Regions from separate parts of the Homo sapiens genome. Here region 2 is linked to region 1. A link is an interaction called in ENCODE POLR2A ChIA-PET data of the cell type or tissue named here. Cell type or tissue: endothelial cell of umbilical vein. All regions are shown on one strand. Links, peaks and the distances in the headings refer to the core of each region. The heading gives the core; the rest is flanking DNA. Region 1 overlaps CCDC154 (coiled-coil domain containing 154). Region 2 overlaps TRAF7 (TNF receptor associated factor 7).

Region 1 (5,354 bases), core at 230-5,229:
TGCCTGGCTAATTTTTGTATTTTTAGTAGAGACAGGGTTTCTCCATGTTGGTCAGGCGGGTCTCAAACTCCTGACCTCAGGTGATCCACCCGCCTCGGCCTCCCAAAGTGCTGGAATTATGGGTGTAAGCCACCCCGCCTGGCCTCCGACAGGTGGTTTTCTGAGCGTCTCCTGCTGGCTGGAAAATGCCCCGTAGGCTGGGGGTCCTGCCTCTCCGCACGGCTGCCCCGTCTGAACCTGATGGCTCCCCCTCTCTCCCAGCTGGGTGCGGGCAGCCCCAGGACTACCGTGGCCAGCTTGCCCTGCATCTCCGCGATCTTCCGCCCAGGGTTGTCTTCCTTTAGCAGCTGCACGGATGATAGTAGCGTGGCCAGCTCCTGCCGCAGGGCCCCAACCTTGAACTCCCTATGGGCACCAGAGGCCGAGGCTGGCTGTCGGGTGTGCTCGGGGGTAGGGCCAGGACCGGGGACAAAGGCCACTCCCACAGCCACCACAGGGTTAAGGAGGCTCGAGGGGGCTCAGCCCTGTCACCCCTCCAGTGGGGAAGGTGGGGGTCCCCAACGGGGGGTAGAGGGAGGGGCTGGAGGCGCCTCAGAGGCTGCACCAGGGTGGCAGGGTGAGCCCGGTGCTGGGCCAGGCCCGGGCTCAGGGGGAACAGGTCTGTCACGATACCAGGGGATTGTGGAGAGTAGCGTGGGGACCGGCCCAGCCCAGTAACGGTCAGCAGAGCCCCTGCCCCTCTCCCAGGGCCTGGAGGCTGTACCTGGCCTTGCCTTCGGCGGAAATCCTGAGGTCTGAGTCGCTCTTATGAAGCAGGCACTTGTCGGAGACACTCTCTATCTGAACACAGAGCCGGGAGCGGCGGGCAGCCCCAGGGCGCCATCTAGGACCAGCCTTGGCCTCGACCCACACAGGGAGAGGGAGGAGGGGAGAGGACAAGGTGCAGGGAGAAGGGTCCCACGCCACCTCCAAGGCCCAAGTACACCAAGGCTGGCTGTGCCTTCGCCCACCTGCTGGGGGAGGCCATCCACCTTCTCCCGCACCCCTCGCAGGTGTTCGGTCACCTCCTTCCGCCACCTGGCCAGGTCCTCCAGGGACTTCCTCTCTGCACCTTCCCATTCGGTCTTTGCCTGGGGTACAGATGCCCAGTGAGGGACAAAGCCAAGAGAGGGGGGACAGACAGATGGAAAGACGGACACGGGGAGCTCTGGGGAGCAGGCGGCCCCCACCCCCACTTCCAGCTCTGAGACATTTGTGCACAGGCCTGCAGGCGGCTGGGATGGCCTGGCCGGGCACGCTCTGGAGACACACATGCCAAGGCAGGGCCTGGGCAGCCGAGGGCCCGTGGGGGCTGTTCCGACCACACAGGTGCCCGAGGGAGGCAGGGCAGGCCCCGGTGGGACCCAGCCCCGAAACGCAGGGTGTCGCCCACGTTTGCAGCCGCGCTCGCGTGTCGGTGGATGAGCGGGAACCGGGGGGCGGCGCCTACGCAATGCACGTTACGCCGCGGTGGAAGGGGTGAAGCTCTGCGCACGAGGCCCCGAGGAGCGGGAAACGGGATGCCCGTGGGTGTCACCGCCACAGCGGCCGCACCGTGCGTGGCTCTGTTTCCTGGAAACGTCCAGAACAGGCAGCCCCCGAGACAGGGAGGGGCCCAGCGGTCGCCAGGGGAAGTGGGGATGGGAATGAGTGCGGATGGGGCTGAGGTTCTTCCTGAAGGATGAATGCTCTGAAACTGTGAATAGACACACGGAACTGTGCACGTTCACGGGTGAACCGTGTGGGGAGTGAATCCATCTCAACAGAGCTGTTACACAGTGAACAAGAGCACGAGGGGTGGAGGCCGCTTGTCTGCCCCGCCGTGAGCTGCCCGCATGGCCGGGCCGTGGGCCGAGGCTCCAGCTCGGGCCTCACGGGCTGCAGATGCTGGGCCGAGGCTGCTCAGCGGCTGTCCTGCCCCACACAGGAGTCTCTGGGGCTCGGGGTCTCCCAGGCCCTGGGGACAGTCGCTGGGTGGGACGGGAGGCTTGGGACCGGCCTGTCAGGCCTCTACCCTGGGGGCAGTGGTGGGCTGAGAGCTGGAGGGGTGGGGACTCCCCATAGCCCCGCCTGCCCCCGCCCGCTGCCTGGCGCACCTCGGACAGCCTGAGGCCCAGCATCTGCTCCTGCAGATCGAGCCGGCTGCTCAGAGCCGGGAGATGGCCACTCAGCTCCTTTAACTGCCCGGCCAGCTGCGCCACGGATGCCTCCAGAGCCCGGCTCTTCTCTCGGAGCTGCAGGGGACAGGTGGGCACGGGGAGGCCTGGCTGAGCGCCCATCCCGTGTGCGTGGGAGACCCCGTTGGGGACATGTTGCGCTACCCCCTCACCAGCACCAGCTCTCCATGCATCTCCTGCCGGGCCAGCTCGCCAGCCAGCTGTGCGGCCTCCAGGTTCTCCTGCACATAGGCGGCCAGCTCCCCAGCCCGGCTTTCCTCCAAGCGCCCCTTGGCGTCCCTAGGGGTTGGGGACACATAGACACCCTCAGTGGAGCCTGCCCACCTCTCAGCCCTGGGCCAGGGAGGGGAGCTTGGCTGCTGGCTCCAGAACCTCCCAGGAGACCCTGGGATCGGAAGATGGGGTGCGGTCACAGTGCCACCAACACGGGTTCACTCCCCATGGCCACCAAGATGGGCGTTCACTCCCCACGGCCACCAAGACAGGGGTTCCCTCCCCATGGCCACAGCTGAGTGCCCCAGGGAGGGCAGGCTGGGTGAGGGACAGGAGGCCCCACAGGAGGGAGGAGGGTTCGCACCATCCAGCTGCAGCCCTCGGGGTCGAGCACTCTGCTCGGGGGAGGCAAGGTCATTCCCTGCTGAGTCGGCCACTGCGGCCCCCTCCTGAGTGGGACATCAGGGGTCCCCCCGCCTGACAGCACCTGAGGCCCCAGGACACCCACCAGGCTTTCTCCTCGGCCAGTAGGACACGGTTCAGCGACGCCTGGTTCTGCTGCACAAACTTGGTCAGCTGGGCCACGGCAGCATCCAGGCCCTGGCACTGCTCCAGGAGGTGGCTCTCCTGCCAGGGGGTGGAGGCCGCCCTGAGACCTGCACCCCGGCCCCGGCCCCACCTGCCCGCCGCCCGCCCGGCCCCACCTCATGCTGCCCCTGCAGGGCCCGCAGGCGCTCCTCCATCAGCCCCCGAAGCTTCTCCCACCGGCTCTCCAGCTCGCCCCGCAGGCTGCCCTCCAGCTTCAGCCGTGAGCTCTCCGAGGCCTTCATTCTCTGTGGGGAGACCCCACTGTCAGCTGCAGGTCTGCGTCTGGGAAGGGGGGCAGGGCAGGCCAGCCGCGGGCAGGCTCCCACCTTCTCCAGGGCCAGGAAGCTCTTCTGCAGGAAGCCGCACAGCTTGGCCTCCCTCTTCAGGAAGCGCAGGCTCACCTCTTCGCCGAGCTTGGTCACCTGGGCCTGGGGCGGAGGCACATTGTCCCGTGTGCAGCCTCTGCTGGACACGCAGCCGGTCCCCCTCCTGCCCATGGTCTCCATCAGAGTTGGAGTCCCCTGCTGTCCCCAAGCCCTGAGCCCGGCTGAGCTGGGCCTGCCACACCCTCAGCCGGAAGAAAGCCACGGCGGGCAGGACCACTCTGTACCCAGACGACCAACCAGGCATGGGTTTGTGAAGCATGAGAAGGCCACGCTCAGGTGGGGTCCAGACACACTTGGCACCCACCACCGAGGCTGCCCAGGGAAGGCCCCCCAGCCGCCACCAGGCCCGGCAGGGAAGCAGGAGTGTCGTGCAGGTGTCCCCATGCACGGGGAGCCAGGTGGGCTGGGCAGAGCCTTGGGGCCTTGTCTCCACACCAACAGCTGCTTTCCTGCCGCCCTGAAGGGGAGGGGAGGGGGGAGGCGCAGCCGGCCCCATCCCTGCATCTCATACACGCAAAGGGTAGGCAGGCGGCACAGGCCCTTCATCAGCCACGGAGAGGCGCCTCCCGGGAAACTTCCCCTCCACCCAAGCCCCTGCTGGCCTCCTGCCCCCCAGGAGGTCACCTTAGAGTAGATATTTTTCTGTAAAAAGCCAGATGGTACATGTTCCCACCTCATGGGATCTCTGTTGTAACCCTCTCAGCATGGCGGTTACAGCCCCCACAGTAGACATTGACAACATGTAAAAAATGTTCCTGTGTGCCAATAAAACTTTATTTACAAAAACAAGCAGTGACTGGCGCAATGACTCACTCCCACTTTGGGAGGCCGAGGCTGGTGGATCACCTGAGGTCAGAGGTTCAAGACCAGCCTGGCCAACATGGTGAAACCCTGTCTCTACTAAAACTACAGAAAGTAGCCAGACATGGACAGCTGTCTGTAATCCCAGCTACTCTGGAGGCTGAGGCAGGAGAATCGCTTGAACCCAGGAGATGGAGGTTGCAGTGAGCTGAGATCATGCCACTGTAACTCCAGCCTGGGCGACAGAGCGAGACTGTCAGAAAAAAAAAAAAAAAAAAAAATGGCCGGGCGAGGTGGCTCACGCCTGAAATCCCAACACTTTGGGAGGCCGAGGTGGGCGGATCATGAGGTCAGGAGATCAAGACTATCCTGGCTAACACGGTGAAATCCTGTCTCTGCTAAAAATACAAAAAATTTAGCTGGGCATGGTGATGCGTGCCTGTAGTCCCAGCTCCTTGGGAGGCTGAGGTAGGAGAATGGTGTGAACCCGGGAGGTGGGGCTTGTAGTAAGCTGAGATCACGCCACTGCACTCCAGCCTGGGCAACAGAGCGAGACTCCATCTCAGAAAAGAAAAGAGAAGGGAAGAGAAGAGAAGAGAAGAGAACAGAAAAGAGAAGAGAAGAGAAGAGAAGAGAAAAAAGAAAAGAAAGGAAAAGAGAAAAGAAAAGAAAACTTTTTGGGAGGCTGAGGCAGGAGGATCACTTGAGCCCAGGAGTTTGAGACTGGCCTGGGCAACACAGTGAGACCCCGTCTCTACAAAACATCAAAAAATTAGCCAGGCGGGCTGGGCGCAGTGGCTCACGCCTGTAATCCCAGCACTTTGGGAGGCCGAGATGGGCAGATCACGAGGTCAGGAGATCGAGACCATCCTAGCTAACACAGTGAAACCCCATCTCTACTAAAAATACAAAAAAATTAGCCGGGCGTGGTGGTGGGCGCCTGTAGTCCCAGCTACTCGGGAAGCTGAGGCAGGAGAATGGTGTGAACGTGGGAGGCGGAGCTTGTAGTGAGCCGAGATCGTGCCACTGCACTCCAGCCCAGGCAACAGAGGGAGACTCCGTCTTAAAAAAAAAAAAAAAAAAATTAGCCAGGCATGGTGGCATGCGCCCGCAGTCACAGCTACTGGGAAGGCTAAGGCAAGAGGATCAC
Region 2 (5,354 bases), core at 301-5,300, 730 kb after region 1:
CTCAATTGGGGTGCTGGGGAGCTTGTAGAGGCCCTGAAAGAAGACCCTGCCTGGGGTAGGCAGGGCTGGGGCAGGGGCTACCGGGCTCAGCGCTGGGACTGTCCAGATGTAGACCGAGCCCAGCGTCCATGCTCCTGGCACTGGTTTGACCTTGAGAGGGAACCCAAGCTTCCCCCGTGCCATCCCTGCATGCTTTCCTGCCTGCCTGGCCCTGGGGAGGGCTGTGAGCTACAGGGGACCCACAGGGTCGGGTATCCAGCATGGGCCCCACCTCCCCCACATCTGCTGAGGGAGCCCCCACTGAGACGCCAGCCCTCTTGCCTTGCAGCTGACGGGACCAGCACCTACAAGCAGCACTGCAGGACACCCTCCTCCTCCAGCACCCTTGCCTACTCCCCGCGGGACGAGGAGGACAGCATGGTAGGTCCCTACCCCCAGGAGCCCGTGTGAGCCTCAGCCTCCCCCCATCCTCCCTCCTGGGGGAACCAGGTCCCAGGAGGAGTTGACAGTGAGCTGGTGAGGCACAGGAGAAGAAGAGCACCTGTGGATACCCTGAGGCCTCGGCAGACATGGCAAGTCTGTGAGAAAGGAGGCTCCTGTGGCTGGACTGTGGGTGGCAGGGGGCAGCCAGTGAGGGCAGCTGGGTCAGAGGGCCTGGCACCTGCAGGCCAGGATGAGGCATATTTGGCTCCATCTTAAGGGAGGTGGAAACCACAGAAAGTTCAGTCAGGAGGATAGCACAATAAAATACATGCTTTGAAAGCTTCCTTTGCTGCTGGGTAGGGAATGAGCGGGGTTGCTGGGTCCAGGCAGGGTTTGAGGAGGGGTCCTGATGAGGCGGGGGGAAAGGTGTGTGGACCTAAGCTGTGGGGACACCAGAGGCAATGGGGTGGGGGTTGCGGAACCTGCGCCAAGTGCTGGGGGAGCCGGAGAATTCCCTGTTGCTGGCTGTGTGAGGTGCAGAAAGGATCAGGGCAGTCGGGGGCTGGCTGCTGGTACCTGAGCCCTGTGGCCAGGGTCTCAGTGGCCGTTCCCTGCCATCCTGGTCAATGGCGCTCATTGCTGGGCTCTGGGCCTACCCAGGGGACAGAGGCCAACTCTACCCTGGGCATGAAGGACTGGCCCAGCAGGGGGTGGGGGTGTGTGGGGCCTCTCTGGCAGCTGCCTCTCTCCAGTGCTTGGACACCAGGTGTGGCGGCCCTGCTGGCCCTCTTGGGACCGAGGCCTTTTCTTTTTTCCTTTTTTCTTTTTTTTGAGACGGACTTTTGCTCTTGCTGCCCAGGCTGGAGTGCAATGGTGTGATCTCAGCTCACCACAACCTCCGCCTCCCGGGTTTAAGTGACTCTCCTGCCTCAGCCTCCCGAGTAGCTGGGATTACAGGCGTGCACCACCACTCCTGGCTAATTTTGAATTAGTAGAGATGGGGTTTCTCCATGTTGGTCAGGCTGGTCTCGAACTCCCGACCTCAGCTGATCTGCCCCCTCCTTGGCCTTCCAAAGTGCTGGGATTACAAGTGTGAGCCACCTTGCTCAGCCAGAAAAGAAGTTTTTAATTAATTGAACAAACACACCTGTGTGCCGGGCGCTGTGCTAGGCCGAGGGCGAGTTGGGTATGTCTGGGCCCCGTCCCCTGGGCCTCTGCCTGCCTCGGTCTCCACAACCCGAAGCCACGAGTCCTCCATGTCTGTGGTTCCCATAATCACCTGCTATCCCCATGGGTCACGGTGGCTTTCAAGAGAGGCGGGTACCTTCTCTGTTTGCTGATAGGCCCACACAGGGAGTCCCCCTCCTGCCCTTCCCCCGTCCCCCAGGCCTGCCTGCTGTCAGCCCCTACGCCCAAGAGGGTGGGAGACTCTGGGGTAGTATTGGGCAGGCCCGGGAGAGTGGTTCCCGTGCCAGCTCCTGCTCTGCTCTCGCCCCTGGGGCTCCCTCTGCTGCTGTGGGGCCTTGTGACTCACTTTCTCTGACTCCCTTCTGTTCCCCATGTGCTGCTTCCATGCAGACGGGCCCTTGGGACCCAAAGGGAGGTGGGTACATGGCACACAATGCCCCCCGCCGGCCTTGGGACTGGTTTGCCTCTGTGCTCTGTGGGTTTCATACCCAGGCTGCCGGGAAGGGGGCCAGAGGCTCGGCAGAGCAGCAGCTGGGCCCCTCTGCAGTCAAAGCACCAGGAGAGAAGCCTTGGGCAGTGTGGCTCTTGGAAACTTCTGGAGGTTTCCAGGCCAGAGGGGAGGAAGGGACAGTGTCTGCCCCTCCCCCAGGCTCCCTTGTCGGTGGCTCAGCCAGAGGCAGGCACCTGTGGCCCTCACTCCTGCCCTCGGGAAGCTCAGCCGAGGTTCTCTGGGGGCCTGGCCCTGCCTTCCCTCTGAGCCTCCCAGCTGGGCCTGGTGTCCCCCACCAGCAAGGCCAGACAAGCAGCCAGGCCCGGGGGGCACCTGGAGCCCAGCCGTCGCTCCCTGCCAGCATTCCTGGCCCTTCCATCCTGCGGTCACGGCCTCGGCTGTCCAGGATTGGCTGGTGGAGGTGCCCCCTCACGGCCCACATTCCCCCACGGGAAGCAGGAAGCAGCCCGGGTATATGGAATTGAATAGCAGGAAGTCTCTCCATTTACACAAAGAGAGGTGGCAGGCGTGAGCGGGCAGCCCAGCACCCCGGCCCAGGCCGCCCAGGCGGGCAGGCAGGGACCTGGGTTGCATCAGCTCCCCACGCCCACCCACGGCCCCCGTGGACGAGGAGAGTACCCGCAGGGACCGGGGTGGCCCCAGGGGTGCTGCTGCCCTCGCGCTTCCGCCGGGCTGGGTCCTGTCCTCCCCGAGGCTCTGACCCCGTGCGGAGCCCCCCGACAGGCGCCTCTCCCTCCACACAGCCCCCCATCAGCACTCCCCGCCGCTCCGACTCCGCCATCTCTGTCCGCTCCCTGCACTCAGAGTCCAGCATGTCTCTGCGCTCCACATTCTCACTGCCCGAGGAGGAGGAGGAGCCGGTAGGTGTGGGGGACTCGGCGCAGAGCGGCTTCCAGGGCTGTCACCGCAGCCGTGGCACGGAGGCACCTTCCCCTCCGCCATGCCCGCCCAGCTCACAGGGAGAGGGCGGCTGGGGCCTGACGGGAACTGCAGTGCTTGCTGGTCCGTGGTGGGGACTCGAGGGACCAGGCCGGGTCCCCTGGGCATGTTCCCCCACTCCCCCTTCTCAGGGCTGCCCGGGAACTGGCAGCGGGAAGCACAGGGCTCCAGCAGGGCCCTTTCTAGTCTCACCCCAGGAAGGAGGCGGGCGAGGGCGGCCAAGGCTGGGCGGCTGAACTCATCCTCCGGGGTTGGGCCCTGCCTCTGGGGCCACAGACCTCGCTCTCCCTCCTGGGCCCCGATCAAGCCCCCCAGCTCTAAGCAGGCCTCTCTCAGGACGTGACCCTGTCCTCAGAGGACAGCCAGGCCTGGAGCAAGAGCGCCTGGGTGCCTGGGTGGTGGCGGGGCTGAGGGTGGCCTCCCGCCATCGCCTGCCTTTCCCGCTTGGTTCCAGGAGCCACTGGTGTTTGCGGAGCAGCCCTCGGTGAAGCTGTGCTGTCAGCTCTGCTGCAGCGTCTTCAAAGACCCCGTGATCACCACGTGTGGGGTGAGCCCGCCGCCCTTCCCAGCCCCCCTGCTGCCAGAGGCCCCCACAGGACCCCAGGGCTCTCGGGGGCCGGGGCTGTGGCGCCCTGGCCTTGGTCAAGGCCTGTCCTGGCTGCACTGGGCTTGGGGTACAGCGAGGCCTGTGGCTGCCATGGCCATGGACTAGGGAAAAAGAGGACCCTGCGCCACCCTCAAGCCCGCCCTTTGCCTCCACAGCACACGTTCTGTAGGAGATGCGCCTTGAAGTCAGGTAGGTTTGTGCCCCGGCCCAGGCCTGACGCCGACCGTGCCCATGGCTGCCGAGCAGAGGCGGGCGGCTTCTCCCTTGTCCCCTGCACAGCGTCCGGCCCTGTTTGGCCTCTGCTGGGGTTGGGATGGGGCTGCAGCCGTCCTAGGGACGCTCAGGCTGAGGCTCGGGACCTCCATGAGCAGAGTGGGGACACCCCAAATTCCAGTGTGTCCAGACTCAGAGACCCCACAGTGGGTGTGGGCCGAGGCTCCCCATGCCAGGGTTGGCACCCTCTGGGGAGGCCTTTCTCACTGGCGAGGCTGTCGTCCTCCCGCACGGCGCCCGCTCCTGCCTGCCTCTCCGCACTCTGCCCTCTGCCCTCTTGGCCCCACCCCACACTTTTCCGGGCACAGCTGAGTGTCACAGGTGACACTCCCTCAGCACCTGCTGCTCCTTCTTGGTGGCCCACCTGTGCCCCCGTTCCCATGTTGCGTGCCTCAGAGGCGCAGATGGACAGATCTGGCCCCCATTAGAGGCTCATGCCCACCCGGGTGAGGGAGCGTGTGCCAGGCAGGCCGTGAGGGTCAGCACGCCCTCCTCTCCCAGAGAAGTGTCCCGTGGACAACGTCAAACTGACCGTGGTGGTGAACAACATCGCGGTGGCCGAGCAGATCGGGGAGCTCTTCATCCACTGCCGGCACGGCTGCCGGGTAGCGGGCAGCGGGAAGCCCCCCATCTTTGAGGTGGACCCCCGAGGGTGCCCCTTCACCATCAAGCTCAGCGCCCGGAAGTAAGTGCCCCTCCCTGGGCACCTCTGCCTCCCTGGGGGCTGCTTCTCAGGGCTCTGGCTGAGGCCTCCCCGCATCCCGCCCTGGCACAGGGACCACGAGGGCAGCTGTGACTACAGGCCTGTGCGGTGTCCCAACAACCCCAGCTGCCCCCCGCTGCTCAGGATGAACCTGGAGGCCCACCTCAAGGAGTGCGAGCACATCAAATGCCCCCACTCCAAGTACGGGTGAGTGGGGGGCGGGCGGGGGTGGGCCGGGGTGGGCGCAGGCCCTCCACAGGCTCCGCTGAGAGCTGCCCGCTTGCTGGTCCCGGGGAGGTAGGCCGGAGCTGGGGCCACACCGGGGTCTGTAATCCTCTCTGAGGCCCAAGGCCCTGGAAACCCAGAGGGGGAGCCGAGGGCGTCCAGGAAGGCGGGCGTGGACGCTCCCGCAGCCGGCCCAGCATGGGCGGATTTGAGCAAATGCTGGGGTTGAGAGCTTTGGAGAGGGAGGTGGGGGTGGGAGGAGAGGCAGGAGCCCAGTTCTTCAGGGCAGGGAGGTGGGCAGGGAGGCTGCCAAGCAGCGTGGGTTTTATCCTCAGGAAGGGAGGACCCCTTGAAGAGCTCTGCGGGGGTGACGTGATGGGATCTCACTTGTGAAGCAGACTGGGGGTAGCTGGATGGGGAGGAGGGGCAGGACGGCAGGTGTGGGTGGGGGCAGCTGGACCTGGGGTGCAGCGGCCACAGGGCTG

What was found. ChIA-PET counts read pairs that join two places held together with the same protein. Peaks named below come from ENCODE experiments on the same cell type or tissue, not always from the same donor. Only the 100,000 strongest peaks of a DNase experiment are listed, where the experiment ranks them.
Region 2: POLR2A ChIA-PET joins it to region 1 with 8 read pairs; 5 of 35 experiments call an interaction of 5 or more read pairs at or near these places.

What each region holds. Positions count from the first base shown.
Region 1 is chr16:1,435,682-1,441,035 of GRCh38, forward strand. CCDC154 (coiled-coil domain containing 154) reads right to left here. Exons shown (of 17, transcript NM_001143980.3): 7 at 3,344-3,445; 8 at 3,134-3,262; 9 at 2,938-3,056; 10 at 2,369-2,495; 11 at 2,136-2,273; 12 at 1,011-1,130; 13 at 764-840; 14 at 288-405. Among named protein-coding and RNA genes, the nearest start is that of CCDC154, 6.2 kb to the right of the region's middle. In endothelial cell of umbilical vein, for the core only: no CTCF peak of the experiment used is centred there; no DNase peak of the experiment used is centred there.
Region 2 is chr16:2,167,749-2,173,102 of GRCh38, forward strand. It overlaps TRAF7 (TNF receptor associated factor 7), which reads left to right. Exons shown (of 21, transcript NM_032271.3): 4 at 329-420; 5 at 2,866-2,982; 6 at 3,516-3,608; 7 at 3,824-3,857; 8 at 4,443-4,626; 9 at 4,717-4,851. Among named protein-coding and RNA genes, the nearest start is that of TRAF7, 15 kb to the left of the region's middle. In endothelial cell of umbilical vein, for the core only: no CTCF peak of the experiment used is centred there; DNase peaks (open chromatin) are centred at 2,513 and 3,053; H3K4me3 peaks cover 2,719 bases; H3K27ac peaks cover 2,719 bases.